4 separate regions of the Mus musculus genome follow, and all the other regions are linked to region 1. A link is a loop called in an ENCODE intact Hi-C map of the cell type or tissue named here. Cell type or tissue: left cerebral cortex. All regions are shown on one strand. Region 1 overlaps Xpr1 (xenotropic and polytropic retrovirus receptor 1). Region 2 holds the start of Gm51649 (a long non-coding RNA gene). Region 3 overlaps Stx6 (syntaxin 6). Region 4 overlaps Gm41980 (a long non-coding RNA gene).

Region 1 (8,000 bases):
GTAAAAAGTTCCTATTGAGAGGGAGGCAAATTTTATTTTTATGTAAAAAACAACAACCTAAAACATTTACGCAATAGTATAATCACTAGAGAATCCCATGGTTTTAATATAATGTCACAGATAGTGTTATTTCTAAACCCCTTTTCTTAGAATAAGAAATCTCTGCAGTTACTGCTTGGAAAATTGAATTTGGGAGTAAAGAACTATCCGTAAATAAAGCAAGTGACAGGAAGTCACAGCCCGAGTCACAGGATTTACCAGTGCCCTGCTCCTGCTGCCACAGCCCCACCCAGTCCTCTCCATCAACTACACTCTGACTCCCTGTCAGTGTGCCTCCCTCAGCTCTGCTCTTGCCTTGCCTTAGGTTCACCTGCTCAGACAACAGGGAAGCATGGTGGAAAGACACCGCCCATGAGAGCTCATCTAGCACATGGGGAGTCATGGCTCCCAGGAGGGAGGGCCTCCTCTAAGAGGTCACCTGGGTTCTTGCTGAGCCACTGGCACTCACTGTGTCCCCTGAATCTAAACAGTCTGTTTAAGGAGTGTAATACAGGGGGCTGGAGACAGAAAGCCTGCACGTGGCCATTACACCCAACTATGGGGCTGACTTCATCGCTGATCCCGCCACTGCCTCGGTGTGGGAGGGCATGTCAACACCCCACTGTCGAGGCAGCTGCGGTATAGGCTAATTTGCCAACAACAAACGGCTATCTCTTCCAACTACACTGCTTTCTGCATGAGTATAAAGTGAAAAGTGGACTTTAGTCTCTTTTTCATTTCTTTTGGGGGTATTTCAAGCGCTATTAAAAATGGGGTCCTTTTCAAATAAAACTAAAATTAAGAGTTCTAAGGCTGCAATCAGATAAGTGTTACCTCTGGTTTATGTGACATGACATTGGTGTGTTCCATCGAGAGTTTCAGGGTACAGGATTATCCAAGAGCACATTAGCAGGACACTGCTCACAGTGCCTGGGGCAGATGAAACTGAGGAAAGAAAAATGCACATTGCCTTTTTCAAAGGAAAATAATTAATGCATATGTCGTTTCCTAAAGTCTTTTGATGGAGAAATCTCTTTAGAGCTGGGAAGGGATGCAGCCAGAGCATCTGAATACACGTTGGAGCGTCTGCCATGTAAGCCGCACAGCTTGTAAACTTACGTCTGAGTGGTCAACAGGACAGATATCAGAAAAGGAATATACTCCATCACTTACTGTTTATGAAAGAAATAATACTGATTAGGGCCTGGGATCCTGGCAGGGGGAGAAAGACCAAACTGGCTCTGTGTTACCTGACATAAAGACATCAGAGAGCTGGAACATCAGGAGTCAACTGTGAGGAGTGTGTGCCGCCACTCAGCTCACTACCAGAGAAAGAAGCTGACAATTCACAGGGCTCTGGATACACAGTACCACTGATTTTATTTGTACAAGAAATGACTGGTCACTGAACTTTTCTATATATTCCTAATCGTTACTGCTGTTACCTCAGAAACCAGTGAAATCTATCCCCAGCTTTAAAGTACAAAATAGTAAGGGAAAAAAATCTAAATAAAAATAATGCAACCTTTAATCTGCCAGGGTCTCTAAATTGTTACCACTGATTATTATAAAGTATACAATTTATTTATAGTTTTGTTTTTACTTTAAATAAACATTTGCTCTTTAGTTTTGGGGCAAGGGACATGCTTGGCAAAACACAAAAAGCAACAGAACCTACAACATTGAGTGAGCTTTTTTGGGGTGGGGGATGGGGGCAAGGTGTTGTTAAAAATCTCAATCGAGAAAGGAGGAAAAAAATGGAACTTTGTCAGAATAAAAATGGAAGAAACTTTGTAAACGGAAGCTGGTGAGTTAATCAGTAGGATTTTAGCAGTGCTGTAACTTTAGTGAGTAAGGGTTTGATATGCAGGAGGAGCTAATGACAAGCACGAGCTAAGGGGCAGTAGCCAAGTTTTAAAACAATGTAAGTGTTACTGCTGTTTCCCTAGTCACCGGTTTCTTAGTCTAAAGTTCATCTGACAAGGGCACACGTTCATGGCCCTCCTACGTGGGACTTTTATCTAGATCTGAAGGGTGGGGCCATTTATTTACCTTTTCCTGGTATTTATATTAATTTTACTGAATAATGGCTGTTTCTCTACCCTGACCCATGCTGGAGAGAAAATCAAGGGTCTCAAGAATGCTGGGCAGTCACTACTACCAACGATCTAGATTCCCAGTGACAAGCTGATGAGTACCAGATATGAAACCAACCATTTTCAAGACAGTCAAGCGCTGTATGTTTTTAGGCTTCTCTAGAGAATTTATGAAGAAAGGGGGTGAGATAGAGAATAAAGTAGGTATTTATATCCTGAATTTTCTAAGAAATATAATTTAAAAAGTACAACCAGGTTTAGAAGCCCCGAATTTAAAAGCAGGCCATGGTAGGGGTGTCGTAAAATTCAACATCACCTTTTAATACAGCTGGGTTTAAAAATAGCCACCAAGATCTTTTGTGTCGATGAATATAAAGGATTTGTTCTAGATGCTCAGAAATACAGTCCCCACAAAAGACTTTTAATTTGATCAAATTCTGGCTGAAGAAGGTGAGACCAGAAGGGGAAATGTCTAATAAAGTGTGAGGGGCCTGAAACAGGCCTGTCTTTCCACTGGTAAAGATTACAATTCTACATGCAGAAGCACGTGGCAAACCGTCATTTTTGTGACTGGTATTTGGGTGACTGTATCCTGCACCTGTTCCTAGAGAAACAACAGTCAGAGCCTTTTCTCTGGATTTCCACCACTGGGATGCAAGGGGGATGCCTGCCTGGTCATGACAGTGATGCTTGGGACTCTAGAGCAGCAACTTAAAATTTAGCAATAAAACTTTGGTTTAAAGTTAAAACAAATGAGGGGAAAAAAATCAACTAGTTGTTTCCTGAAAGAGGTGTGTGGGGTTGACCCTCCGCAGTGCCAGTGAGCCTTAGTTCCTCCTGCCTCCCTTCACAGGAGTAGCATTCATTTATGGTTAAGTTTCATAAATAATGAGAAACTGTATGTAACGAATACAGCATATTCCCCACCCACCCGAAGCCCTCCCCAGATGAGAAAAGTCACATCGAATTAAAAGTAGCTTTGTGGAGGAGGTGCTGCTCCAAGCTGCACTTTCCCTGCAAGTGCTGCCAGTGTCTCTGCACTGGCTATGAAGGAAGGGAAAAACTCTCCATAGAAACTGACAGAAAATTTAAAAACCGGTGTCCGGTTTCAGACAGTCAAAACCGGCCGGCGAAGCTGAGCTCTCTGGGCTGTGCATCAGACGTTCCTTCCAAAGCTTCTCTTCATCCTGATGGGCTTCTGTATCCTTGTGATTGTAAACAATCCGTAAGATAGTAGGTGTTTGTTCCTTAAAACATCTTCTGATTGGCAAAATGAAGTATTTGTTTTAAAAATAGAAAATGAAGATTAAACCAGAAGAAAAGAAAAGAAACACAGTGAGCTTGCTCGGAGTCCATAGGACCCGATCTGAAGAGCCCGGGAACGTGTTCTGTTTTCTCCTGTTCTCAGCTGGAAAAAGGTGCTGGAGGTTGCGTTGGTCGAGGAAAGGATTGTAGAGTAGAAAACCAAGGATGTTACTCTAGACTTCAGCGAATTCAAGTGTTAGCTTCGTCATCTGTGTCTTCTATCAATACCTTAGTGTCGCGAGCCTTGGATCTAGCGTGATCAGAGGAAATGAACATGTATGATCAGTCCCATGCAGTGCTGCTGGGTCCACTCTTCCCACTAGCAAGCACGCACACTACCCAGGAGCTATGTACTGCAAGTGGAGAGGTAGGAACAGCAGTAGGCTGAATTAAAGACGGAGCAGTACCCGGAAACAAGGATCTGAGTTTGAGCACTGGTACAGTGATAGCCAGGAGCCTCGGTCAAACTGTTAGCGCTGCTGATTTAGGAGGCTGTGCAGAGATTCTTGTACCGAATAAAAATGGGACTGGGTAACCCGACACTCGTTAGCCTCAACAGTGAAGGCAGTGTTTCTGACAGGAGATCTGTTACTCCCACTTGACAGATGGGGAGGCTGACATTCAGGAGGCTAAGGCTGTGCTAAGGCTGTATGAATCTATGACGTCAGAGCTGAGACTCAGGTCTCACCTTAGATTCCCTGCACTCTTTGTACCTTAAGCCTGTTCTTCTAACTGCCTTCCTCTGGCTGCCATCTAGTTTCCCAGCGTTTCCCTGTAAACCCCTGAAATGAACAGACTAGCACCAAGAGCCTCCCTCTTGATCAGAAACCATGTTTAGACTGCCCTCTGCTGGTAGCTATGAGACCTTCACGGTGAGGAGCTCTGGTCTGTCAGCCTTTTCTCCAGGCCTTGAGGCTAGCCACCTCCTCAGCACCCTCTTACCCACAGCGCTCCTGCACCCCAGGTTGCCGTGCCTCCCTGGACAGAGTGCAGCTGAGTCAGTGCTCTTCCCGCTCATTTCCCACTGTGACTTCTGCTACTTTCCTCTGCCCTAAGACTCACTCTCCTCTTTTCTGCTTTTTCCTTCTCTACTTTCTTTCCAGAAAATTCCCACTCTCTAGCTAAAGCTTTGGTAGGCCTGGGCTTCTGTACTCACCGGACTGTAGCCCCTTCTGCTCATCTCCTCTATGCTCCTGTACCCGACTTTACAACCCGATCCAGGCCTTTACTGTCCCGATTTCCCTTTCCTACTGCACTGTGCAGTGACACAGTCTCCTTTCCTGTCACTCCTCTTTGGAAGAACATGTTTTGTTTTGTTCTTTTTCTTTCCCTACAAGATGAAGCCTGCAGTTTTTAGTCTTTGGCTATTTGTTTGTTTTTGAGATAGGATCTAGTGTAAACCAGGCTGGCCTGGGCTTGCTGTGTAGCTATGATCCTCCTGCTTCCACTGTCAAAATGCTGGGCTTACAGGTGTGGGTCAGTTCAGATGAGCCCATCCAATTACATTTTCTCACTACTGTCTGAGCACATGTGTTTCCTTCCTACTCTCCATTTCCACAGGCACAGTCTTTACCTTGTCCAAGCACTCCCTTACCTTCAGAAAAATGTCCAACTTACGTTTTTCATCGTAACCTACTCTGCTGTCTCTCTCTCTATTCTCTCAACACCGAGTGCAGTCACCATATGCTTTATGTTTACTGTTAGCTTTGGGACACAAAGTCAGTGGCAGGTAAGAATCCTAGTTATGGACTTCATAAGGTAGCTTCAGCTTGCTCAAGTCTTTCTGTGATGATGCTGGGTAAATTTCACAAATAATGAATTGATTCTTTAAAATTTTTTTTTTTTGATTTTTTGAGACAGGGTTTCTCTGTGTAGTCCTGGCTGTCCTGGACTCACTCTGTAGACCAGATTGAACTCTGGCCTTGAACTCAGAAATCTGTCTGCCTTTGCCTTCCAAGAGCTGGGATTAAAGGCGTGTGCCTCCACTGCCCAGCAAATTGATTCTTCTTAATCTCTCTTTGAACTATACACATCCCAGTGTACAGAAGAGTGCTAACAGGAATTAAAGACAAGGTTACACAAATGATAGGATTTCTAAACGAACTCGAAGGTTATCTGCACACACATGTCATGCTCAAGAATCAGGTAAGTCATTTCCCAGCACACTTTTCCTGTGGTCCTTTACATCCCTACTCAGTAGGTGATAGACACCCTGGCGTGTCTCATGTGCTCCTGAAGATATACTACAAGTCTGACCTCATGGGTTGGTTTGTTACTACTGTCTGAAGAGGAAGCATGGCTGAATGCCAGCAACTTCACCTGGTCCAGTCTAGTAGCTTTTTAGCTAATGTTACCCGCTGCTAGCCACACAGGAGTGCTCTACTCTACGTACTGGGAAGCCAGGCGGGGCCTACGCAGGGATATGCTCTGATTGTACTTCCACGACCGGTTCTTCTGGCGGTTTCGAACCCCATCCTCCTGGTCCATCATCTGCTCAAGTAGTGTCTGGTCATCCGCGTTGAGGGGGGCCACAGAGATGTCCCGCACGGCTCGGAATTCACCACAGTTATTTAGATGCTCGTTCTCCAGACGGAAGAAGTTCCACACAAATCGCCTAAACAAAATGGGGTAAAGACATTCATGTTAAGATCTGAATATATTACTACTGGTAAACCTCCAGGAGGCTCAAGTTCCTGCTCACTAAGGAGAAAACAAAACAAAACAATTATAGGCAAGACTATTAAAATCAAAGAGACAGCTAGAGCCATGATAGTTCAGTCAGGAAAGCATCTGCCTAATAAGTGTGAGGACCTGAGTCTAGATACCACATGTAAGAAGCCAGGCACAGTGGGCACTTTGTGATCCCAACAGTGGCAAGATGGGAACAGACATGCAGGTCCCTAGAGCTAGCCCAGTCTACCCGGTGAAGTTCCAGGCCAATGAGAGGCTGTCTCAAATAGAGGAGGAAGGTATCTGAGGAATGACAGTTGACTTTGCTCCCTGATGCACATCCGCACAATAAATAAAATGAAAGAGAAAGATGGTGTGAGGACTGGGAGGTGGGGGAGGAAACAAGAGTTGATTTTGGAATATAATTTTTCTTTATCCAGTAAGTTTATTAATTTGTTGAGTGCTTATTAAAAATGAGGAAGTGGCACTGAATGACGCAGGTGGGTCTCAGCCTCTATCCCGGCAGTGGGGAAGTAAGTAAATAATCAGCTGTTAGGTGCCCCGCAGACCGAACGCAAAGAAAAGCAACCCAGAGTCCCCGTCTTAAGAATGCTTAGGGAAACTGATTTTGACAGGCAGCATCCAACAAAAGTGTGAGTGATACTGGAGGCAAGTCACAGGAGACTCCTAGAGATACATGTCTTAGGTAGGGGGGACGAGGAGGAAAAAGGCTGACCAAGAAAACACTGTTGGTGCACTGGAATGGAAGCCACGGTTAAAACAGCAGAAGTAAGATGGAGAGGGAGAGGAGGTCCGGCCATACACACAGGGCCCCATAAACCACCAGAAAGAGCCCACAGCTCACACTGAGCGTCTGAGACCAACAAGATTTGTTCTACATGGATTACTCTACCGTGGAAAAGCAACTGGAACAGGGAAAAAAGCCTAGAGGGAGGCCGGTTAGAAAACTTGGTAGAGCAGGAGTCCAGGAAAGCGATGGTGACCTGAAGCTGAGACTAGAGATCCACAGGAAGATGAAGCTGACAGAACCTGTCAAGTGGTCTGAGTGAAGGTGACATCATTACAAGGACCAAAGAAGCAGATCCGTCCTGTCAGGCTACAGCTACCTACTCACTAGATAGCCCTGTGGAGGGCTCAGCAGGCAGAGGGCACAGTGCGCTGGAGATCAAGGCAGAGTTAGGGCTTTAGGAATATGATTAAAAGAGACGAGAGTGCCGAGCAACATCCCAACACATGCAGACAGGAAGAGGAAGGAGAATCAGTAACAGAGTTGAGAAGCTGGAGAGAACAGAGAACATGGTTCTGAGAAGCTGAGTGAAGCCAGTGCTTTGCTGAGAGATAAAAGATAAACACAGAGAACCAAAGGCAAGCGTTACCAGAACAGCATAATCCAGGGGCTTCAGCTCCAGAAGACTGACTAGATTCACATAATGGCGCCACCACTTATTAGCTATAAAGATGACGGATAAGTTTCTCTGCCTATGCTTCTGTGTTACCGGGAAATTGGATAACACTGGAATTTCACCCTGGCGGTGAAGAGTGAAGAGCAGTGACAGAGCTATACCTGTACCACAGAGTATTTGGTCTGTAATTCTATTATAGATAATTTAAAGAATGGGTTAGTTTGACAGTTGGCGAGATGGCTCAGCAGGTAGAGGTGCTGAGTAGACGGAAACAAGCCAAGGTTGGTCCTAGATCCCAGAAGGTAGCAGGAGAGAACTAAGTACTGAGGCTTCTACTCTGATCTCCACTCACTCACACATGCACACACATAGACACATGAACCACTTTCAGGGCTAGGAACACAGACGTGAGTTGAGAGGAAGAATGGGGAGAAGTGAGAGCAGAGACAGCTAAGGGTGCAGAGTG
Region 2 (8,000 bases), 490 kb before region 1:
TTTAGCTGGGGTGGGCAAGCTGAGCAGATGGTCCCCGCTGGCTAAAGTGGGGAACAGTCTATTGAAAGGTTCCAGTCATTTTCACAGAGGTATGATTTGAGGTTGAGACAGAGAAGGACAGATCCAGCAGACGTGGTGGGGACATGTTGCTGCCTAGTGTCCCCAATGGTTCTGGTGTCCCAACTAAATAAGCCACAGCTGTAGAACTTCGCACTGAACAGAGGCGAGGCTCCACCCACCTCACTTCCAGGCTCAGGACCTATAAGCCAACATCTTCTAAGTGGGTGCTGGGATGTACCACTATCTCCCCTCTAGGCTGGGGTATTCTTGACCCCCACCAGCTTCTGGGGATGTTAGCATGCAACCTACAGGTAATGTATCCTCTCTAGGTGCCAGCAAAGTCATGACACCTTCTGGAGGAGTCTATATTAGGGTCTAGAAGCCTAGTTTCTTTGTTCTCGGGACAACTTGGAACAACTCAGACCACACAGAAGCTCTAAAACCTTCCTCTTACCCATGAAGACACCTGAGTACCACAGCCCAGCTTTGCTTATTGTTTGGTCCCAGCCTCTCCTCCCCTTTCTGTTAGCCCAGATTTGACTCCAAAAGTAACTCCAGTAAAACTGAACATTAGCCCTGCCTCACTTTGTTCTCCCGAAGCCAGTCTGCAGCAAGCAGACTCACCTCACTGGAGTAGCATGGCACCAGGCCAGGAGTAAAGTAGGAAAAAAGTGAAGCCAAGTGCCCTCTGCACAGAAGAAGAGAGGAGGTGCCTGACAGAACCCATCCTTGGCTAATCCAGGGCCAGCAGAGAGGTCAGAAGCTCCACATGGGAAGAGAAGTGAATGGCTCTTTGATCATACAACCCCCAAAGTGGATGCATATAAGGCAGGAAGGGGAAGGGGGGACTTAGTAACAGAAAGGTGTGGTGGGGTGCACCTCAGTTGGTAGTGCTTGCCTAATATGCACAAAGCCCTGGGTTTGAGCTCCAGCACAGAGCACAGAGACCAGATGGTGTGTGCCTGTAACTCCACCGCGCAGGGAGGTGGAGACAAAAGAATCGGTAGTTCAAGGGTATCCTCAGCTACATAGCAAGTCTGAGACAAGCCTGGGATATAAGAGACTTGGTCTCTCAGAGAGAGAGAGAGAGAGAGAGAGAGAGAGAGAGACCAACGAAGCTTCAAGAATCCCAACCACTTTATCTGGAAGCTTGACAAAGGTGGATGTCACCAGATTAGAGTGCACCTCCGTAGTAAATGATTCTTAATTTTGTGTAACAAAGACACCAAGCTGCCCAGCTTGTAAGGAACATAGGCAGGACTGAAGAATAGATAACTATCCCATGTGCTCTTAAGCAATGGCCCTAGCTGCAGAGGAATGACGGATGCCTCTAATTTGCACATCAGAGCACAGAGGAGGGTAAAGGCCAAATCTGTACAACTTCTTAAAGAAACAATTTAAGATCCCCTTTCTATAAGCCTGGCACTGCCATGTTCCCCCTCTGAAAGTCTACGTGTAAAGACTCTCCAATTGGGAGAACCCGTAGTTAGAAAGCAGTATGTTGCTTTCAGACAGCTATGCACAACACAGCTTGGCAAGAGGAACTCACCTGTGGCAGGAACCAGAACCACGAGCCAGCTACCAGGGCCCAAGAACAGCATACACACCACCCAACTCCGCCCAGATACCACCGCTCCCACCCTGCCCCCACCCCAGATCATCCTTCCATCCCTAGGAGGCACCAAGGTTCCCTATGGACGCTTTTAAATTCAGCAAACACGCCCCATCCATCCAGGAGTCCCAGGGCTGCCCCTCTGTGCCGGATACCACAAGCTGAGCTTCAGGCATGCCCAAAAGTACAGCCCTGGCTGGGGATGAAACCAACTCTGCCAGTGAGCTAATTAGTGGCCCTGAGAGGTTAGGAACACTGACTGACAACTAATAGCTCCATCTCTCTGTTTCCTGCTGGTGTATTATTAATTCATTCCGCCTTTCCTGTGGGACCTGAGAGATAACACGGACGGCGAAAGTTCACATTTCAATGTGAGGCTGAGATGCAGGGGAGGGGCGCTATGAAGCAGCAGCAGCCAGGAGGTGGGGGAGTGAGGGCACAACGCGGGAAAGGCCCTTCCACAGGCGGCTCCCACGGACTCAGCCTGCAGAAATGGAAGTGCAGGCATAGCAGCACGTGCCACGGGTTTTCCTTGGCAGATCCCCCCATCACTGAACTTGAGATCACAGCAGTTATACGTATTGCCTTATAGAGACGCTAAGAACCATCTTTCTAGAAACAGCCAGAGAAAGGGGACCATCTTATACTAATATTTTTAAGTAAATTTAAAAAATTTTTAAAAAGCAAATTGTAAACTTCCAAGCATAGTTTGATTTCACTTCCGTGACAGAGAAGACAGAACGGGGGTGAAGGAAAGAAGGAACAAGCTCTAGGCAGCTTAGTCATTGGAGACGGGGAAGGACAACTGTTGTGTAGATGGTACCCTGGGAAGGATGAGATCAAGGGCTACGGCACAAAGCTGGAGTGGACCCAGCACGTTCATTACATCAGCGACACACTCCGCTGACCCACGTATGCTTTCTTTCGTTAACTAGCCACAGCTCTGACCTGCTCTAAACACAGAACCTCCCCCTGCTCTAAGTCTGGGGAGGATGGGGGCTTCTGCAACTAACACCCGCAGGTAATGAGGCGGTGTCTTAGGGCACAGGGCGAACATGATGAAGCTGGGCGGTGTATGTGGGCATCGCTGCAAAGGATCTGCAAGCAAGGGGCTCTGGACGAGAGGGGAAGGGGAGGAAGGAGGCAAACTCCACCCACATTCGTCCCTTCTCTACTTCAGGACAAGAGAAAAGTGGTGGGCCGGGGTGGGGGCAGATAAAAGAGAGCAAGGCCTAGGAATGGCCAGCAGAGGGATGTGCAGTGTTAAGAGGAAAGGGCTCCAAGTCAGGAAGCTGGCACGTGGCTGCACCTCAGCTTCTCAGATGAAGTTATGAGACGGTGGTATCAACGGTCTCGTGCAGCTAGGTGCTGGGGCTGCGTGGGCATCGACCCTGTTACATAAGCATCTGTTTTCAACGATGTTTTCAGCTCTAATGCCCACCACAGATTCCCTCGATTATGTTCACCTCCTCAGCACTGTTTCTACTCTGTCTCCGGGCATCCTATCACATCCAAGGGAAGATGTCCTTCATCTTTGCCTTGACTCACGTGCAGCCAAGGTACCCCGGTGGGCTCTTTCAGAAGCAGGATGAAAAGCCAGTGCAGGCTAGGGTGGCGGGGATGCCTGGGATTAGAGCGATACCTCTGGCCCTGCTCACCCTCTCTGCCAAGGTTTTAGTTTCTGCTTCCTGGCCTGTCATTCGATGAATGGCCTCTAGGATGCGCTAGTTCTCTGTAACAATGTGCAGCTTCCCAGACTATGACTGCAATGAACAGACAAAAACCACTGGAGGGCAGCATAGAGTTACTTTCCCTTTTTACTACTAGCATGATGTGGTTTTCAATACTCTTTTTTTCCCCCCATAAAGATGACTGTGCAACAGATCTAGTGCTGGCATAGTGTTCAAGAAAAGGCAGAGACACCTATGCACCTCCACCTCTACCCCCACCCCAGAGCAGCTGATGGCTTCAGGGGAAGCAGGAAGGCTAGCTTCCTACTGCCTTGAACTTCCTACTGCTTTGAGGCGGGAGGTGGGTGTTTCTTCTCCCTCTCTCTCCCTCTCTCCCTCTCTCCCTCTCTCCCTCCTCCCCTCCCCCTTCCACTTCCCCCTCCACCTCCCCCTTCTCCCTCTCTCCTCTCCCTCCCTCTCTCCCCCTCCCCCTCCCTCCCCACCCACCTCCCCCTCTCTCCCTCTCTCCTTCTCTCCCTCCCTCTCTCTCCCTCCCCCTCCCTCCCCCTCTCCCTCTCCATCTCTCCCTCTCCCCCTCCTTCTCCCCTCCCCCTCCCCCTCCCCTTCCCCTTCCCCCTCTGTGTTTATACTATGTAGGCCAGACTAGTCTCAAACCCGAGATCTTCCACCTCAGCTTCCTGAATGCTGACACTGTCTGTCAGTCACTGTTCCTGAAGCATGTGTTCCTTGTACTTCTAGCAAAGCAGGAGCCTTCTTTAGCCCCCAGTGGGGGGTCTAAGGACAGATCCACAGCTGTGAGTCAAAGCTGCATTGCTTCAGGCAACACCCAGTTCTTTTTCTCTCTCTGCCCCAGAGGGAAGTTTCTAGAACTGTGGAAGATATAAAGGTAGAAACACTAAGAAAAACAGAAGTCATTGAAGACCAGTTGTACAGCTGGACCCTTGTTTTGAAGCTTTCCAGAACAAGTAAAGAAATCGAAGGGTAGGTGCTGAAGCTGCCCAAAGGGCCTGTGTGTGCGTGTGTGTGTGTGTGTGTGTGTGTGTGTGTGTGTGTGTGTGTGTGAATGTTCATGTGTGAGTGCACAGATGCATGGATGCACATACATGTGTTTTCATGTGGAGACCAGAGGTTAGCATGTATGCTTCCCTTCCTTATATTTAAAGTAAGGTCTCTCACAAAACCCAAGGTTAAAGCCAGCTGTTGAGTGAGCCTTGGAAATCTGCCTGCTTCTGTCTGCCCAGCTCTAAGGTCCTAGGCACACATGCGTGGCATTTGTCTGAGTGTGGGGATCTAACTCGGGTCCTGGGGACTGCACTATACCAACTTTCCATCCGCAAGGGGCCCATATCAAAGCAAATCCCTAGGACTTGTCAGATTGTGTTGGCTCCGGGGGCGGGGAGATGGGGGTGGGGAGGCTGTTCCCCTGGCTTCTCTGTGACTTCCTGTTCTGCTCAGAACCCCAAGGAAGCAGGACGTATGCTGCAGGTCTCTTAGCTGCTGGCTCTCAAATGTGTTGCTATCTGATGATAACAGTGCTGACATGTTGAAGGCATGTGTCCTGTTCTGCAGGCATGTTATACTGAAACTCTAAGAGTCCAAAATATGTAATCTCTGAGCTAGGGGAGTCGGACCTTACTGGACTGGAAATTCAGGAGCTTCAGGGCCAGCTGTCGTACAAATGATAGAACGAAGCTGAAGGTAGCAATAGGGTTAGTAAGGACTAACATGACCTTCAGACTGCCTAGCCTCCAAAAGGACATAATTTGAAATGGAGCTAAAATATCAGATCATTAAACAAAAGAATTTTTAGTCAACTAAATAAATTTTTCTCCTGCAATGATTTCCATGGACACTATTATTCAAAGCACTAAGCCAAGTTGTGCCCAACTTTGCCAGCAGGTGGCAGCACGTGCCTCTAGATCTGTGTGGGGTCCGCCGCTTCTCAAGAGGGCCAGAGGGAACATGGCTTAATAGCCTTTAAAATTCAGCCAGAACGCCCTAAGGCAGAGATATCTGCCTCCTACAGAATTTGTAGTACTGTTGAGTACAATGTAAATGATTGGGAGGATGCTATTTGAACGTCCAATTGTCCTTCCTCCCAATCTGGCTGTCCCATCCTCATTGGAACACCACACACACACACACACACACATACACACACACACACACACACACACACACACCAGTACAGCAGAGCAGATGAAGATGAGACAAGAGTGGGAATTCAGGAGTGGTGCATTGCTCACCACATGATCCTGCACGTGGAGGAGTGGTTCCTGCAAAGCACCAGCCTCCTAGCATCCCCATCTTCTTCACCTGTCTGGTCAGGACGATGTTGATGCTAAATGTTCATGCGTGCTCACTGCTGTCTTGTGCCAGGAACTGTGTGTTTCCACACCTACCCACCCACAGGCTGCTGAGATCCACTGTGTCTGCAGCAGATCCCCAACCCTAGCGGAGCCAGCCTCTGCTTCACCTCCCTCAGAAGCCCCAGGCAGATGGTAATGGTAAGTAATGGGCCTTGGGGGTGAGGAACATGGCACCTCGGGGAAAGGGCCAAGCAGTAGAGCAGTTGTTACATATAGTTTCCCTCCCTCCGAGGCTGTTTAAACACACCCCTGCACTCATCTGCAATCCAGCAAAGGAGGAGAATGAAGCTTGGAATAGAACATCAAACAAGACACAGTCTGCCAAGATCAGCCAGTGGCAGGAAGGAAGAGCGTCCCCGGACAACTCGCACTATGCCTGCCTTGCTTTACAGCCCATGAGTTCCACAGGGCTAGCCTGCTCTACAGCTAGAGTCCCCGTTATCCTGAGCTTCCTGGACTAGTCCTGACAATACGGCAGAAAAGCCTGGTGAGAACCTAGGTCATAATTTTCGCCACGACAACACTTCATGGAGAATTCTTCCCTTTGCAATCACACCAAATGCAGGTGTTGTTTTTGACCCTGGTGGTGACCAGGGAGTAACAGCCTCTCCCCGTAGCTCTGACACTCGTCAAAGGAGGCAGGAAGCTGCCGGTGGTGACAGGACACAATGGCCAGGGGCCTCTTGTAGACTGTATGATGAGGGCAACTTTTTTGGGGAGGCATCAAAGGTCTAAATGACAAGAGTTATGGTTATACAGTTGATCTAAAGGGGAAAAAATCATTCTAGACAAAGAGTAAATCCAGGGAAGGAACATAAACAGACTTTGTCTGAGTGTGAAAGCAGACCAGTACTAAGGGAAAACAGGTCGCTCTCTACGGAGATTGAGAGAGACTCATGGCACAGAGCAGGTGGGGGACACGTTGTCCTCTGATGTAATGAAGAGCTGTATCAACTCTAAATGGCCCTGTCGCTGTGATGGATACACTCACTGCTTTCGGGAAACCAACATCCAAGGGGAGAGGCCAATTAGAGCGCTATTGTGATAGTGTAGGTGACAGTGGCCTGGCCAGAAGAGAGAGAAAGGAGGAATGAGTGATATCTAGCATTTGGTTTGGGCAACTGGATAGATGGCACTGCATCCTGAGCCAGGACTAATGATGGGGTGAAACCATGTCAGAAGGGGGTGAGGAGTTTTGTTCCTATAGTGTTATATCTTAAACATGAGACAAGAGTGCAGAGATATCAACCAAATATTTTGCTACAAGAATCAAAGGTTTGGGGACTGGGGATGTGGCTCAGCAAGTAAAAGCGCTTGCTACAGGAGCTTGAGGACCTAAGTTCAAATCCCCAGCACTTACGGTAACATCAACAAAACAAACAAACAAACAAACAAAAAGCCCTGGGCATGGCTGTACACAATGCCTGTAACCCATGAGCTGTGTGAAAAGGGGGTACAGAGGGGTGTGAACAGGAAGATCACTAGGGCTTCCTGGCCACTAGCCTAGTTCCAGACTCAGTGAAATACCCTGTCTCAAGGGAGTAAGCTGGAGAGGGGTGGGTCAGGACACACACACACACACACACACACACACACACACACACACACGGACACACACACACAGGAGTTGAGTAAATAGAGAGTCCTAGTTGATGCCACCCATGAAGACTGTAGGCACAGAGGAAGCCCAGAACGATCCTGGGTCTTATTAACATTGCTCTATGTGGTCTAACAAAAGTGTCTCAGATTTACAACAGGACTGCGAGGTAAGCATTAAATCCCACCAGGGCTTACAGTCTGCCCAAGTAACAGTAACGTCTACAAGCAACCTTGTAATAAGTCAAGGATGAACTGGACTCCTGCCATCCACCCAGTGTTTTGATGGTCCCTGCGGGGGACACTGGGGCAGAGAGAACACCTTAGTGGAGCAAGCACCAGCTGTGCAGTCAGGGGATACGACGTGGACCCCCGGCTCTGTCACACAGAGCCAGCCGCTTGGCCTCGTCAAGCCTTTGTTACCCAATATACAAATCGACATTGCTCTCTATTTTCTCTTTTCATCTATTCTGTGTCTGTCATGTGCCAGGTACTGTGCCAAGCAACGGGGACGCAGCACTGAGCAATGGAGAGGCGGCGCCGGGCAATAGAGACGCAGTGGAGAGCAGACAGGCATCTCTGTGCACAGCCCAGAGTGGGAAACAGACAGGTAAACAGGCAATTACAATACCGGTGATAAGCACTGTGGTGGCGGACATGCCGCTTCCCTCT
Region 3 (8,000 bases), 120 kb before region 1:
CCCTGGCTGTCCTGGAACTCACTCTGTAGACCAGGCTGTCCTCGAACTCAGAAATCCGCCTGCCTCTGCCTCCTGAGTGCTGGGATTAAAGGTGTGCACCACCACTGCCCGGCTCTTCTGTCTTTTGATGTGTTTGCTTAAAACTACTCAGTGGAAGCGGGAGGTGGTGACACAGGTCTTTAATCCCATCACTCCAGAGGCAGAGGTAGGCAGATCTCTTGAATTTGAAGCCAGCCTGGTCTACAAAATGCTCCAGGACAGCCAGAACTACATGGAGAAACTGTCTCAAAACAAACAAACTAACCAAACATGCAAAAACCAAAACCAAAAAACCAAACAAACAAAAAACTGAACCAACCAACCAATTTCTGTTGAGCAGAAATATAAAGCAAATTCCACTTTCTTCTCTTTTTGTTCTTACTTTTTTGTTTTTTTGGTGGCCAAGTCTCTTGTATTCCAATCCAGCCTTGATCTTCTGAGCGTGCCTCTGCCCTTTGATTGCTAGAATTATGAGCATGCATCATTTTACATTTTCTACTACTTACATTAAAAAAGAAGTAAAAATAATTTAACATCTGTTAGTAGATTTGAAAATATTATTACTGCTGTGGGTTTTGCTGTTTGTCTGTTTTGTTTTTGAGCTAGGGTCTTGTTGTGTAGAACTTGCTGGCTTGGTATATGCAGTGTAGTGCAGGGTAGCCTTAAACTTGGTATTCATTCCTCAGCCTCCTGAGTGTTGACATTATAGGCATGCACTTGGCTTCAACATGCAATTAAACATTATTTGTATAAAGTTTTCAAAATTTGTTATTTTAAACTTCTATCTCATTTCAATTTGGATGTTAAAACTTTGAATATATTGTCCTATATTTAGAATTCATTAAACTTACAATCCAAAAGATATATTCAGAATCTGGGGTGATAGGGTACATTTGTAATACCAGCACCTGGGAGTCAGCGGCAGAATGAACAGATGTTCAGAAGCTAGCTAGCCTCATAATGAATTTGAGGTTAGCCTGAGCTACTTGAGATCCTACCTCAAACAAGAGGAAGAGGAAGAGGAGGAGGAGGAGGAAGAGGAGGAAGAGGAGGAGGAGGAGGAGGAGGAGGAGGAAGAAGAAGAAGAAGAAGAAGAAGAAGAAGAAGAAGAAGAAGAAGAAGAAGAAGAAGAAGAAGAAGAAGAAATAAGAAATTCACATGCCCTACTTGCTTCAAACATGAATACCACTTTTTTGGCAAACAAATTGCATATTAGTTTTTAAATTAATTAAATACTAGTTACTCAGTGACAATGCTTTCAAAGTTCTTAGTTGTACCTGAATAGTTACATGTGAATTTAATATTGACAGCACAGTATGGCCCTTCAAGGTCTAAACAGGTGTAGCCTACTTAGTGTCAGTTAATGGCTACCTGCTGCAGAATCAAAATGCAAAACCAAAACACTCCTTGATGATGTTACTGTCAACCTGAATTCAGCTGAATTTAGAAAAAAATCTGTTTTTAATTACCAACAGTTTTATACATTTTTGACCCTAACTCACTGTCATAATATTCGTTACTTCTACATTACTATGACCAAATTACTAGAGAGAATAAGAGAGGAAAGACTGATTTCTGCCATAGGGTTTCAGAAGGGTTCAATCCATGCTTGGGCAGAACATGGTGTCAGTGGGAGAGTGTGGAAGAGGGGAGGTGTTCATTCATGGCAAGCAATAGCAGAGAGAGTGAGACAGGAAGGGCCAGGGACAGGATACCCCCAGGGACAGACAGATGGGCAGACAGACAGACAGACACACAGTGACTTACTTCTTCCAGCTTTTGAGAGCTCCCAAACAGCACCAGCAGCTGCCCCCTTCAAACCGAAGGCACAGCACGCTGCTCCCACAATGCCCCGTGCTAGTCCTCACAGCACTGACTCTGCAGGCCAGGTCAGCTCAGGAGTGAGTCTGACTTGACCTGACTGTCACTACACCTGATTCGAGACACTTGTTTTCTTGACATGGCTCTTGTTCCTGTGACCTGTGCTTTCTAGTGTACACTGACTTTCTTTCCCACTTGATCCCATATTCACTCCTCAGAGTCCTCTTACAACTTTTGGGTACTCACCAGCATTCAGGGGTTCAGAGCACCTCTTTAAAGCTGCTCAGTCTCTAACTGTCTTTCCAACCCCAGCCCCTTATCCAGGGCTACCCCCTTATCCAGGGTTACCCCCTTATCCAGGGTTACCCCCTGCCTCGTTAGCCATCTCCAGAACACCACTTGGTGGAGCACACACTCCCTGGGCTCCCTTTTGGTTCAGTGCTCCAGCATTCAGTCCAGTCTGTGCCTGCTACACTAGGCTCTTACTTCTGCCTGTTCACACGTTGAGCTTCCATGAGTCACTGTGAGCACTCCACTGCCTCAGGAAGGGCTTCACTGGTGCCTCTCATTCTATATTGTGCTGCTTCCTTGCCCCATCTTATTAACTGTGACCTTTTATCTGCATTTCCGGTCTAGTATCTTAAATGCACAGCATAAATTCTAGCACACAGTCTTTACTGGTGGTGGTGGTAGAGTAGGTAGGCTGCTTCATAGAAGGCGACACCATCAGCACAGGCCCCTGGCAGGGGGCACTGTGTGTTTAAAAATTATGGATGTATGCAGACAAATGGAGTAGAAAGTTTGTTGAGACAGAACAGCTAGTATTTAAAGGCTACATCTCTTGAGCCAGGAACACTTTATATGAATTGTCACCTTGAAAAGACAGACCAGATAATGGGAAATTTTGTTTCATGTCAAAGAGAAGGAGCTGAGGGGTTGCACAGCCAACAGCTGCAGGCTCCACATTTAAACAACCTAATTTCACTGAGTCCAGGTAGAACATAGTCAACTCATGTTAACCCAAGGAATACCCCATCTTGATGACTTTAGAGACTTTGGAAACTGGGAAGGAAGGGAAATTAGGGATTTAGGAATATTGGTTTGGCTACGGTGCAGGCTGTGTCTGTGTGAAGGAAATTAAAAAGAAGGCCTTTGTGAAATACTGTTTTAAGTGTGCAAAGATCAGCAGATGGTCCTGCAAAGGTGGTGGTCTGCTCTGCCTCCCATCTGGTAATGACTGTCTTTGACATTGCAGGAGAGGACTAATCTAGTTCCTACTAGCTGATCTGCTCTAGGGTGCAGATGACTGTTTTCAGCCTTGGGTAGTCTGTCCTGTACAGGAGGCCTGTTGTCCCTTGCAGACCCAGAAGAACCGTCAGTGGTTTTGGTTTTGTCTTCAGCAAAAGCAGTTTCTAAGTAACTTACATCTGTAGTTTTTCACTCTGAAACCTACTTACCCCAGGCCTGTTGCTGATTTAGGTTGTTTTCACGGACGGTGTTCCTGTAGCATAATAGCTGATTCGGCGCACATGCACAACAGAGCTTTTCATGAGTATTGCCAGACTGTCCCTAGGATGTGCCTGGGTACTTTAAGAAGCCTGTTCTATTAATCCTTTGCTGGTGCATAGATTCAATACTAATTTTTGGATGTGAAAATGCAGGGTAGGAGCTCACTCAGGATTTGATGAGTTAATTCAGTCAGTTTTTGGTTCTTTAGCCCTCCTTCCCCCGTGTTACACAAGCTTTCAGAATTAGCTTTTTTGAATTTGCAGTCTCTACTGAAACAAGACATCAAGAAAACCATAAAATTTAGCATATTGGGATGTGTCAGTACAGTTACGTGTTGCTTGGTGTTTGGGCTATAATCTGAGAGGTGCCTTCTTAGAACATTGTTGTCAACTGTCAGATGTCACACGTGTACTTAGGTCAACTAAGAAGACTATACCACTAAGGCCATAATCCTATGGGTTTTTTGTACTTAATTTTCTAAATTAAATCTGTATTTACTTTGTACACATGGTGGGGCACAGCACACTGAATGTTTGGAAGTCAGATTGTGGGAGTTCTCCTCTTCCACCATATTCACAGGAAGGCAGAGTCATCACTGACTGAGCCATCCATCTTTCGGACCTTTGCTTGGTTGTTTGTGTGGTTGCTTTTGAGACAGAGTTTCACCATATTGCTCAAGATGGCCTGGAATCCAATATGCAGCCCAGGCTGACCTCAGAAACATGGCAGTCCTCTGACCTCTGCCTCCCAAGGGCTGGGATCACATGCACACATGAACCGTATCTTGCTTAGGAGGTGGTTTTTTGTTTTTTTGTTTTTTTTTGCTATTGTTTTGTTTTTGCTATTCTCCCTCATTGAGTCAAGGAAACTTGGGGGGTGAGGCTAAGACTAACTTATTTTATTTTATGTATATAAGTGTTGTGCTCCCATGAATGTTTGGTTCCCATGGAAGTCAGAAGAGAACATCGTATCCTTTAGAACTAGACTAATGTACAGTTGTGAGTCACCATGTAGATACTGGGGATTGAACCCAGTTTCTCTGCAAGAACAAGTGCTCTTAACTTCTGAGCCCTCTCTCCAGCCACCAGTAGGTGGTTTTGTGGTTTTTGTTTGTTGTTTTTTAAGAGAAGTTACAGTTCACTAATTTAAAATCACTTTTTAAAAATTTACTTATTTGTTTAGTGTTCCATCTGCACATATGACTACACACCAGAAGAGGGCACCAGGTCTCATTATAGATGGTTTCATAACCATCATGTGGTTGCTGGGAATTGAACTCGGGACCTTTCGAAGAACAGCCAGTGCCCTAACCTCTGAGCCATCTTTCCATCCCCAAAAATCACGTTTTCAAGGCCTTAAACACAGACATTATAGATCTATAAGGAAAGCAGAAGCTTTCTGGAAGCTTTCAGAACTGAGATTAAATAGGTCTTGGTGGTAGAATACTTTTCATCTTCAAGGTCAAATAAACTTGAGGCAAGCAGCCAAAATGTCTGAGCTCTGGATCTCTTTAGCTGTTGGGTGGTTTAAGGCTGGGTTATCCTGGAACTTCCTTGAGATCTAAAATCTCAGTGGTTGACTTAGTGGAGGCTGTGCAGGTTAAGAAGTAAAGGAGGAGGCAGTGACTCACACTTAGGTTAAGTCTTCAAGCTTGGGAAGTGGTGGCACTGTTGGCTTCGGTAGGAGTTAGAGAGAGGAGGAGGCAGGCTTTCTTTTTAGTCTGCCTTTGCTTGCTTGTTTGAATGCCTGCTTTTCTTGTAGGAGATGCTACAATCTTTGGTTTTAGCAATAGTAATGCCCTGGAGGTGGTCAATGAGGAAGGGGTAACCCTGGATAAGGGGCTGGAGTTGGAAAGACAGTTGGAGACTGAGCAGCTTTAAAGAGGTGCTCTGAACCCCTGAATGCTGGTGAGTACCCAAAAGTTGTAAGAGGACTCTGAGGAATGAATACGGGATCAAGTGGGAAAGAAAGTCAGTGTACACTAGAAAGCACAGGTCACAGGAACAAGAACCATGTCAAGAAAACAAGTGTCTCGAGTCAGGTGTAGTGACAGTCAGGTCAAGTCAGACTCACTCCTGAGCTGACCTGGCCTGCAGGGTTAGTGCTGTGAGGACTAGCACAGGGCATTGTGGGAGCAGCGTGCTGTGCCTTGGGTTTGAAGGGGGCAGCTGCTGGTGCTGTTTGGGAGCTCTCAAAAGCTGGAAGAAGTAAGTCGCTCTGTGTGTGTGTGTGTGTGTATGTGTGTGTGTGTGTGTGTGCATGCGCGCATGCCTGCCTGCCTGTCTGTGTGTGTGTCTGTGTTTCTGTCTGCCCATCTTTTTGTCCCTGGGGGTATCCTGTCCCTGGCCCTTCCTGTCTCACTTTCTCTGCTATTGCCTGCCATGAATGAACACCTCTCCTCTTCCACATTCTCCCACTGACACCATGTTCTGCCCAAGCATGGATTGAACCCTTCTGAAACCCTATGGCAGAAATCAGTCTTTCCTTTCTTTTCTTTTTTTTGGGGGTGGTGGTTTGAGACAGGGTTTCTCTGTGTAGCCCTGGCTGTCCTGGAACTCACTTGGTAGACCAGGCTGGCCTCAAACTCAGAAATCCGCCTACCTCTGCCTCCTGAGTGCTGGGATTAAAAGCGTGCGCCACCATGCCCAGCCGAGTCTTTCCTTGCTTGTTCTCTCTAATTTGGTCATAGTAATGCACAAGTAACGAATGTATGACAGTGAATTAGGGAGATAGATAGATACACACACACACAAACACACACACACACACACACACACACACACACACACACACACACACACACACACACACACATATAAAACTGTTGGTAGTTAAGAAGAGCCCTTTTCTCCCCTGAATTTGGTTGGTAGTAGAGCTAAGTGAAGAGTGTTTTGATTTTCCCTTAAATGCAAAAAGTGTGTGTGGCAAGAGCTTTTCTCCCCCGAGGTTGGCAGTGGAGTGGAGTGTAGGGTGCAGGGCAGGAGCTAGCTTGAGGAGCGTGGGAGGTGGCTGAGGAAAGTGGTTGCTGAGGCTTGTATAGCTTGCAGCCTGGGTTTTTGAGGTTGCAGCTCTGATTCAGAAACTATCTGACTTTATGTATGTTATGTATGTTGTATGTTTTCAAACCAGAAGCTTCTCCATAAGGAGACTTACAGGATGGTTGCTGCCCCAGACACAGGCCGCCCCAGTGTAGGCACTGTTTCATTTGCTTCTTATGTTGGGAAGTAGGTGCTCATTTCTGTCAGTCAGAAGTCTGTGTTCCTTTGTGTCACACCTGTGTAGACTTGTGTCACTGTCTTGATGAACAGAATGAAGTGGTGACCTTTGACCCCTAAGGTCCCTCAACTATCACAGCTCTCTCCTACGTCATCTTCTCTTAGGACACTCACTTAGGATGCATCATCTGACTGGGTAGGAAGTCAGCCACACTTAAGTCACTCCCCCAGAGGGATGGGGGTATACCTCCAGAGAGCCCTGGAGAAGTGACTGGAGAACCCCTGTTCTTAACGTTCTTCAGCTCAGACCTGGAACAGTGTGGACCTGGGGCAGGTCATCCCTGTTGTGTCTGATCACTCATCCACAGAGTCTGTGAGCACTGCAAACACTGTGTTACAACAAGCCGGGGAGTAGTTGTTGCACAGCACAGGAACAGATGCCAACTCAGTTTGTCTGCATTGTCAGAGAAGAAAGGCAGAACCCAAAGGGAAGCTGGAACTGCAGTCCCACAGCTTGTTAACACAGGCACATAGCAGCTACTAAGAAACCAAGTCTTCTCTGTTGATCCAACGCAGTAACAAGGCTGGGTACTTATAAAGAGAAGAGATTTACTCAGCTCTTGGAGAGTTCAAGGCTGGGTCCTATAGAGAAAGGCCCTGAGCTGTATCACACCTTGATGCAGTCACTTATGGGAGGGACATATGCCATGGAGGCAAGGAAGAGGGGTCAAGCTCTGTCTTTTGTAGTAGCTTCTCTTTTCAGGAACTACCTGGGGTCCCACAAGGACTGCCAAAGATCTACTCACCTTCTGCTGGGACCTGCCTCTTAAAGCTTTCAATACTGCTATGCTGAGGCCAAACCACCGGCATGCATGAACCCTTAAGACACACTTAAACCCTATCCAAAGTTTACACTTGCTGTTAGCTGAGATAGTCCTCATTTACTTCTGTATTTGGCAAACTCTTTTTTTTTTTTTCTTTTGAGGCAGGATCTCAATAGATCAGGCTGGCCTCAGACGCACACATCTACTAGCCTCTGTCTTCTATGGGCTGGGATTAAAAGCATGTACCACTATTGCAGGCATATATTTAGCAAAGTTAATTAAATATAAGTAAAAAAAACAAAAAACAAAAACCTTTGTGATGTTTTATGGAGGGGTAACATTTGGAAATGTAGCCCTCCCAACCTAGATTGTTTGGGATGGTGAGCCTTTTACTACGCCATGACAAATTGGAAACTCGCATGGAGGAGGCTTTACAGTCAATACCAATGGATCGTTGTTGAGCCAGCTTCCAAAGCTTAGTCTTGTTGCTATCAACTGTTGTCTGAAGACAGTAAAAGTCTTGTTTGGAAAGTTTAGCTGGCTTTTCCTGTTTTCTGAGAAGGTACATTCATTTCTTAATCAGGAAAGAAGA
Region 4 (8,000 bases), 260 kb before region 1:
AGCCTTTCTCCTCAGAGCTGTAACACTTACATAGCATCTCCCCGGGAAAGGTTTTGCAACACAGCGTCAGGGTACCCCAGAGAGCAGCAGGGTCAGAAAATCCAGCTCAGGTGCCACCTTTGTCCAGCCCCAATGAGACTGACTCCTCAATAGTTTTCTCAACTATAGAATAACCTATAGAACTATCGGCTTCTAATTGGGTGTGGTGATTCTAGCCTGTAATCCCAGCACTTGGAAGACTGAGAAACGGACATGGACACAGATTCAAGGGCAAGCCTAAACTATATAGAATTCCAGGGCAGCCTGAGCTGCAGAGTAAGACATCAGATACATAGGTAGGTGGGTGGGTAGGCAGGCAGGCAGACAGACAGACAGACAGACAGACACACATAGATAGATAGATAGATAGATAGATAGATAGATAGATAGATAGATAGATAGAACATCTATCTGTGGTCCCCCCAAATCCTGGCTACTCTATGGGTGTTTGATGAAATACCCATGATGCAGAAGAATCTTTAGAACTGATCAAGGAAGAAACAGAAATCATGACTTCAAGAACCTCAGCAGGTACCAGCTGTCGGCATCCGGAACATCCTCTAGGCCTCTCCCGTTGTCTTCCCTTTGACTCTGGCCACACCCTGTGGAATCATAGAAGGGGCCATTGGAATTCTTGTGTTACTTTACCATACACAGGTAGAAACAGCTTGTCATTTGAAGAGACCTCCTCCTAGACATTCCTCTCCAGCATGCTGTTCCAATCAGAGCCACAAAAGACATGATCCCAGCAGAGGACAAGGCTATAGGGCTAACTATCCAGAGCTCTGTTCTTCACTGGTTAGGGTGTAGAAGACTGGGACCTGAGGGCCAGAGAGCTGGGATTGCAGTAGTATAGAGCAGAAATTATGCCATTAGAGCCCCTGGACTCAGGCTCCTCATCTTCCTTAATGTTGTCACTATAGGAAACCATGCTAACCCCACCTCGACTGATTTTGTCAGACTCCTATGGATACTTGAATCAACAAACATTTTATGAGTTCTGTTAAATATACATTAATCAGTAAATACTCATGCAATCAGTTCACCAAGACTAAAGAAATGCAAACAGAAATGAGGCTGGGGTACCCACGGCCGTGCTAACTGTGCTCTGTCATAGAGTCTCAGGCCTTGTTGGTCTGTCATCTTCACACTTCATTGGAAATCCATTAAAACAACTGCCGGGCCATTAGCCCTGACTCCAGTCAGAGCCTCCCTTGGGCGCTGTTCTGTGGCTGGAGCCCCTTTATTAATACTTAGTGTAATTGCTTCCGAAGCGGATAATTGTGGAGATGCTGCTTAAATCCGGAAGGGGAGCTGCATCTTATGTTTAATATGTAGGCACCTCATCCTCAGGCGAGACAGCTTATCAAACGCTTGAATTTTTAAAACGGGGAGGATCAATCGATCTACAAAAGCTGTGGCATCTGAGACAAGTCAAAAATGATTTGATTTACACAATTTCCATCTACTACTAACATCTTTTCCATGTTATGACTCAAGCATAGATGTCACATAGAATTTGAAAAACAAAATGCAATTCTAATTAGAACCCTCGTGACTACAGACCACGGAGCTGAAAGTCCATATTCATAAACGGAGTGGCCACAAGTCACGTTCTAAGACTTTGAAATTTCAAGCCTAAGAACCTATGGTAGGACTGTGACCTGCTGGGACACACAAAGCAAACAGATGACACAAAAGAGATACTAATTAAAGATAAGAGAACACTAAAATCAGACTGAAATTCAGACCACTGCAAGCCCAAGTTCCTTACAAGGATTACTACAAAGGGGAGACTCCTCTCCCTGCACATCTTAGCCCAACACAGGGCTGTTAGAGAGGCTGGAGTTATTAAAGGCTTTGCCCCTTAGCAGTGGCTTCTATTGCTCTGAACTTGGAAGAAATCATGTTATAGTGAAACCACCCTCTAAAGTCAGGAGCAGCACCATCTAGATGCTCAGTCAAGTGGTCATTTGTTTTTATTGCTACAAACTGGATTTTGCAAATGGCTTAGTCCTTGGGGTTGTTTTTAGAGCAAATTGAAGGTCACCCCTCCTTGCTCACAATCACTTCCTTGCACTGTTTTTGTAAAGCAGAGAGGGCATACAGGTGACATGCAGAGAACAGCTCAGGAACCATCACGCAGGCATCTGTCCCAGTTGTGAGCATCAATTGTCTAAGCAGGAAGAAAAAACCACTTAGCACAGTAGTCCCCAGGAGTCGGTGGATATCAAAGGTGGAGGGGGTGAGGGGGAACCCTGAAGGGGATCACATCTGTGCTACTCAATAATAAACTACCATCTGCTGGGACCGTCCTCTCAGAGAAGAACAGAAACAGTGACAGCAACTATGTCCAGAGAGCCATCACATTGGTCCCTCAAAAGGACAGCCACTAATCTTATGCTGAATTTACACGTAAAGAGTGTTCTTTCTATTTCTCTTATCTTGCTGCAGACTGGTGGAACTGTCCCTCATGGACCTACATTTACCAGTGCAATCACAAGAACCAACTTTGTAAATGCTGCCCTTCACCTTCACTGCCCAGTGCAACAGCCACAAGACCCACTCAGCCAGTGGGCACACATAGTGTGGCCAGGCCAACAGAGACAGAGATGTTGAATTTACAATGCTAGAGGTAAGAACTTCAGGACCAGGGCTGGGCTATAACTCAGTTGTTAGAATGCTTGTCTAGAAAACACAAAACCCTGGATTCAATTCCAGCACCATAAATCAGGCATGTGGTACACATCTGTAAGGCAAGCAACTAGGAATTAAAGGCAGGAGATCAGTAGTTTAAGGTCAGTCTTGGCTACATGACCCAGGACACACAAAACCCATCTCAAAAAAAAAAGCCAGGTATAGTGGGGTATAGTGGTTCACGCCTTTAATCCCAGCAGAGTTAGGGTTAGAGACAGAGGTAGGACAGATAGATAATCTGTGAGTCTGAGGTCAGCTTGGTCTACAAAGCAAGTTTCAGGACAGCCAGGACTGTTATAAAGAGAAACCTTGTCTTGGAAAATATCAAAATGAAGAGGAGGAGGAGGAGGGAGGGAGGAGGTGGGAGGAGGAGGAAGAAGAAGAGGAAGGAGAAGGAGAAGGAGAAGGAGAAGGAGAAGGAGAAGGAGAAGGAGAAGGAGAAGGAGAAGGAGAAGGAGAAGGAGAAGGAGAAGGAGAAGGAGAAGGAGAAGGAGAAGGAGAAGGAGAAGGAGAAGGAGAAGGAGAAGGAGAAGGAGAAGGAGAAGGAGAAGGAGAAGGAGAAGAAGAAGAAGAAGAAAGAAAGAAAGAAAGAAAGAAAGAAAGAAAGAAAGAAAGAAAACAGTACCAGAAGAAGATATATGTTTCTTTTTCATATTAGCTATTGATTAATGTTGAAATAATAATTTTTTGGGCAACTTGTGTCAAGTAGAATACAGCACTAACAGTAACTAGTTTATGTGGTTTGAGAATCTTGTTACTAAGTGGCTGTTACATTTCTCTTGGCAGTGCTCCTCAGATGATCAGCATCAGAGAATAGATTTGGGTTCTATAAGCTTATATGTTATTCATTTGGCACTTGAATACCAACTAAATGGGGCCCAGTGTATGTTTCCATGCGGGGCTAAGAGTTCAGACTATGCCTGAATGTTTGCCTTCACTGTTCATCTGGTAGACTTGACATTCATTGTGGCCACTAGAGGGCAGTGGCGTATATAAAATGTGTTTTCATCCATTGTGGGCCTCTGGTCCCATGCAGAGATTCTCCTGAGCTGTCACCATCTAATTATTAAAGTCCAATCTTTTCCTTTCCCACTTATGTGCCATATGCCTGGGGAGAGAAAGACCACGGGGACAGAGTGCAGCCAGAGCTGGCCTGTAAACTGTGAGGCTCAGAGGCAGGTCATGCTGTGAAAGAAAGTGGATGTTCAAAAGCAAAAGTACAAAGCCCCAGGCTGTGGAATCAGGTTTGCCGTCCTGGCTCTGCTACTAACAAGATGCAGGGCCTGAAGCAAATCCCTTGGCCTCTGTTTCCTCCCCACCTCCACCCCCGCCCCCTCCTAGACTGAGGAGGAGGAACAAGGTGAACTTTAACAGTGACAGACATCAGTATTCTGCAGTTTCAAGAGCAAACCCCTAAGGCCCTGTTATAATAGGTTTGATGGTCTTCTAAATGAGTTCTAATTACAGGACTTCCAGGCACCGTAGTATTTACTGTAAGTTGATGATCCAAAGGCCCCTCCAAACACTTAGCAGCAATAGATAAAATCGAAAAAGTTTAAAGTTTAGAATCCAAAGCTGAGATGGTTCCGTTAGTAAAGTCTAAATGAGTACTTGTTAGGAACTGAGTCCAGTTAGGAAGTCTGCCTTGCAAGCAGGGCATCTGGGTTTGGATCTCCACCACTCACCTAAAAAAACGATGGGCACGGCCTTAGGGGTCTAATCTCAGCGCTGGGCTCGGGAGGAGAGAGGCAGCGCCCTAAAGCTCACTGCTAGTTGTCCCAGCTGAATCAGTGAGCTCTAGGTTCAGTGAAAGAGCCTGTCTCAAAAGAAGGTAGAAAGCCATGTAGCAAGACACGTGACATCATCTGTTCTACCCACAAATACATACACACATACACACTATACACACTCTCACACATACACATACTTATGCACACACATATACACACTCACACACATATACACATTCACAAACACACACATACACATGCATACACACTGGCGCATACATTTACACATACACACACACACACACTGTGGGAAGGATAATATGCCAAGTAGTGATAGATGTTATGAAAAAAATATAGGGCTGGAGACATGGGTCAGCGATTAAGAGCACTGACTGACTTCCAGAGGTCCTCAGTTCAATTCTCAGCAACCACATGGCAGCTTACAACCATTTGTAATGAGATCTGATGCCCTCTTCTGGTGTGTCTGAAAACAGCAATAGTATACTCACATACATAAAATAAATAAGTCTTTTTTAAAAAAAGAAAAAATATTCAGGATCCTTAGAGATATAAAGGAATAGCTAATAATTATTGATTTTTTAAAAAGATGTAAGTTATGAAACCGTGCACAGCCTAAATAAAACAAAAAGTTATTTAAAAGGAAAAGTACAAAGGAAAGGTCATTACAAGTGTGAACTGCTTCTGTGTATTTCCTCCCTGCCAGACAGCTGTGGGCACCTGGACTGGACCCTCGTTCCTGTTCCCTGAATGAAACGAAATGAGAATGTGTGCATTAAAATACATAAATCGAGTAGCATTATGTAAACCCCAGCGAATTGTGGGGAACAAAGAACACTAATGAGTGGCAGTGATGAAGAAATCACCCAGAGCAAAGAAAAGCAGTTCAATATCAAAGCACAGACTTGCTAAGCCAGGGAGGCGCCGCCCACGGAGGCGGAGCCAGAAGTACTGAGGATGCATCTGTATGACTTGATCATCCATCTGAGGTGACAGGCAGTGTGGTGGGCGTGCACAACTGCAAGACCTGCAGGCAGGTCTCCAGAGATCAGCCAAGAAGAGCAGCCACCCACTCCTCCCACTTCCTCCCTCTCAGGTAGCCTGTGCGGCCAATGAGACTCGTGTACACACACACACACACACACACACACACACACACACACACACACACACACACACACACACTACAAGTATAGAGGAAAGACATCCGTACTCTCTCCCTGATTCCATGGACCCCTTTGGAAGATTATTAACTCTAAGTGAGGTCATGAGGAGACTGGAGTCTGGAAGGATTAACCTTCCGAAGAGAAACCAGAGTTTCCTCTGTCTTTTGAAGATACGAGCAGAAAGCTGCTGTCTGCAAGCCAGGAAATGAGCAAGCCCTCATTAGAACCAGACCGTGCTGGTACCCTGAACACAACCTCCAACCTGGGGAGAGAAAATCTGGAGTAGGTGGCTAAAGTCACTCAGCTTTCCCGTATGCTAGCTTAACAGTCCGAGCTACACACTCGAACCATAGCCTGAATCTGTTCTAGAGATAAGAACAGGTGTGTGTGTGGAATTGTCCCAACCCTAGAGAACAGGGACAAGGGTCCAGTCCAGGTGTCCACAGCTGTCTGACAAGGAGGAAGTAGACAATTTTGTAACTAAGAAGCTGTTCACATCGGTAATGACCTTTCCCCCTGCTAAGCCCTTCCCTGAAGCCTGGACTGGCCTTGCCACATTTTCAGGACATCAGGAACACCTGCTCCATTGTTAATAGCACCATTTACGGGAACATGGACTTGGACTTGAGATTGCCAAGCTTGGCTGTACCCTGCAATCTTCCAGGGTGCTTTCAAATACGCTCTCCCCCTCAGACTCTGTTCAATTGGTCTTGGTTGTTGCCTGGGCACGAGGGTTATTTATAACTCCCTAGGTGGTGCTCCTTTTAATCACAGTTGGGAAATACTGGCCTAGAAGTTGGTAAGACAAAGAAAACCTTTTTCACTGCCCAATGGGCTTGGGATCTTGGACAGGGACTCAAAGGCCCAATAGACAACCAGGGACATACCTTGGTGAACCTCAGAAGCCGCTACTGGGACAGCTGTGGGACTACTTCCTCTTTCCCTGGAGGAAAAACATAGCTCTCTCTACAATCAGGAAACAGGAAGCACGGGGTGCCTGTCAGCAGAACCAGCAATCCCCCTGCATGGAAACTTGGGCTTCCCCTGCCACTGACAACTGGAAAGACCAGCAGCTGGTCTTCCCGGCTCACCTGCATGTGGGAATGACCTAGAGAAAGCCTGCTCTTAGACCCTACTCCCTCGGACTTAGAAAGCCCTCCCCCCACGGCTGGTCCCTCCTGCCCCTCCTTCTCAGCCCCCTAACGCCTAACTCTTCCTGCCCACCCACACCTAGCCGCATCTTTACTGGATGCCCCCACGTTTCGGCCAGAGTTCCTGCAGTTCCCCACAAGCCACCTTTGCCCCTCGGCCTTCCTGATCCCCGGCAGGCAGTTCGGTGTCCCAGCTACGGAGGCTTGCTCCGCTCCGGCTGCTATGAATGCTAACACCTGAGTCTGCGCCCCCTCGCCACAGGAAGATAGAATTGTCTCCCTGTGCCGCCATGTGTTGGCTGAATCATCTTCCTGTGTTCGTGACTCCCAGTGGCTCGTTATGTAAAGCCCAGCCTCCTCAGCAGAAGCTTCGGGGCTCCTGTAGCCTTATCTCACCCCTTCTCCCAATTGCTGTGGCCCCAGAGCTGGGCTTTCTGCCCCTCAGGAGGTATGAACTCACAAGCTTGCTCCCCTATAGCAATTAGCTTCATACTTAAGAAGTGACCCCAACCTATTTCTTACCGTTGCCTCTGTGTCCCTTCCTGTGCTTCTTTTCACGTCCTCCAGTAGCACCGCCACCCACACATCTAAGCCCTCAGAGCTCCTGGAGAGTGTGGGGAAGCGGCCTTGTGTCTTTGCTCTTCCCTCTCCATTCCATCCTGGGATCCTAATAAGAAGCAGAAACCCCAGAGCGACTTTATTGGTTGTCACTGTGCAGGTACATAGCAGGTGCCAACCCTGCTTCCTGGGCAACCCAAGTGCCTAAGGCTCTGGGTGATGGAGTAGGCAGACAGCTGTGACCCCAGGGGTAAATGACAATTACCAGGGATGCAGAGACAGCAGGAAGAAACCTGACTTGTGCTGGACACCAGCCTCAGTTGCAGCTTCCAACACACTTGCTCTCCCATCATGGGTCGAGAGCCCTGTCTTTGGTTGAGCTGGCCCAACGGCCAGCATGGGCTGACACTGCAGGCCCCTGCCACATTGCCTTGCCTTCTTTTCTGTGGCAGTGAGAAGACAGCCTGGAAAAACCAACTTGGGAGAGTTTATTTGAGCTCACAGTTCAAGGTGCAGTCCGACAAGGCAGGGACGTGAGGGCAGCTAGAGCTTGAAGCAGCTGGGCACATTAAAATCAGGATGGCAAGGGAATAACAACTATTTGTACACAGCTGATTCTCCTTCTCATACAGTCCAGGATC

Evidence for each region. A loop is a pair of places that touch in the nucleus more often than their neighbours do. Peaks named below come from ENCODE experiments on the same cell type or tissue, not always from the same donor. Only the 100,000 strongest peaks of a DNase experiment are listed, where the experiment ranks them.
Region 2: it touches region 1 in a loop (5-fold over the local background); 8 of 42 quality-filtered maps call a loop at or near these places.
Region 3: it touches region 1 in a loop (2.3-fold over the local background); 2 of 42 quality-filtered maps call a loop at or near these places.
Region 4: a loop joins it to region 1, with 9 times the contacts of the local background. A loop is called at or near these places in 28 of 42 quality-filtered maps.

Annotation. Positions count from the first base shown.
Region 1 is chr1:155,277,381-155,285,380 of GRCm38, forward strand. It overlaps Xpr1 (xenotropic and polytropic retrovirus receptor 1), which reads right to left. Exons shown (of 15, transcript NM_011273.2): 14 at 5,833-6,054; 15 at 1-3,690. The coding sequence ends at 3,630. Among named protein-coding and RNA genes, the nearest start is that of BC034090, 37 kb to the left of the region's middle. In left cerebral cortex, a CTCF peak has its summit at 4,300 (motif pointing left); DNase peaks (open chromatin) are centred at 2,803, 3,168, 3,564 and 4,177; H3K27ac peaks cover 2,987 bases.
Region 2 is chr1:154,782,999-154,790,998 of GRCm38, forward strand. It overlaps Gm51649 (a long non-coding RNA gene), which reads left to right and starts at 3,987. Exons shown (of 4, transcript XR_003948055.1): 1 at 3,987-4,344; 2 at 5,743-5,870; 3 at 5,965-6,219; 4 at 7,819-8,000. It also overlaps a transcript of Cacna1e not described here. In left cerebral cortex, CTCF peaks have their summits at 3,436 (motif pointing right) and 5,259 (motif pointing right); DNase peaks (open chromatin) are centred at 3,418, 5,281, 5,684 and 7,900; H3K27ac peaks cover 821 bases.
Region 3 is chr1:155,161,301-155,169,300 of GRCm38, forward strand. The region is part of intron 1 of Stx6 (syntaxin 6); the gene reads left to right. Among named protein-coding and RNA genes, the nearest start is that of Stx6, 6.6 kb to the left of the region's middle. In left cerebral cortex, a CTCF peak has its summit at 4,571 (motif pointing right); DNase peaks (open chromatin) are centred at 5,053, 6,011, 6,354 and 6,973.
Region 4 is chr1:155,022,281-155,030,280 of GRCm38, forward strand. It overlaps Gm41980 (a long non-coding RNA gene), which reads right to left. Exons shown (of 6, transcript XR_001779499.2): 3 at 7,324-7,468; 4 at 6,538-6,593; 5 at 4,422-4,552; 6 at 1-641. Among named protein-coding and RNA genes, the nearest start is that of Gm41977, 5.1 kb to the left of the region's middle. In left cerebral cortex, CTCF peaks have their summits at 3,700 (motif pointing right), 4,983 (motif pointing left) and 7,051; DNase peaks (open chromatin) are centred at 3,717, 4,471, 5,448, 5,896 and 4 more places; H3K27ac peaks cover 3,757 bases.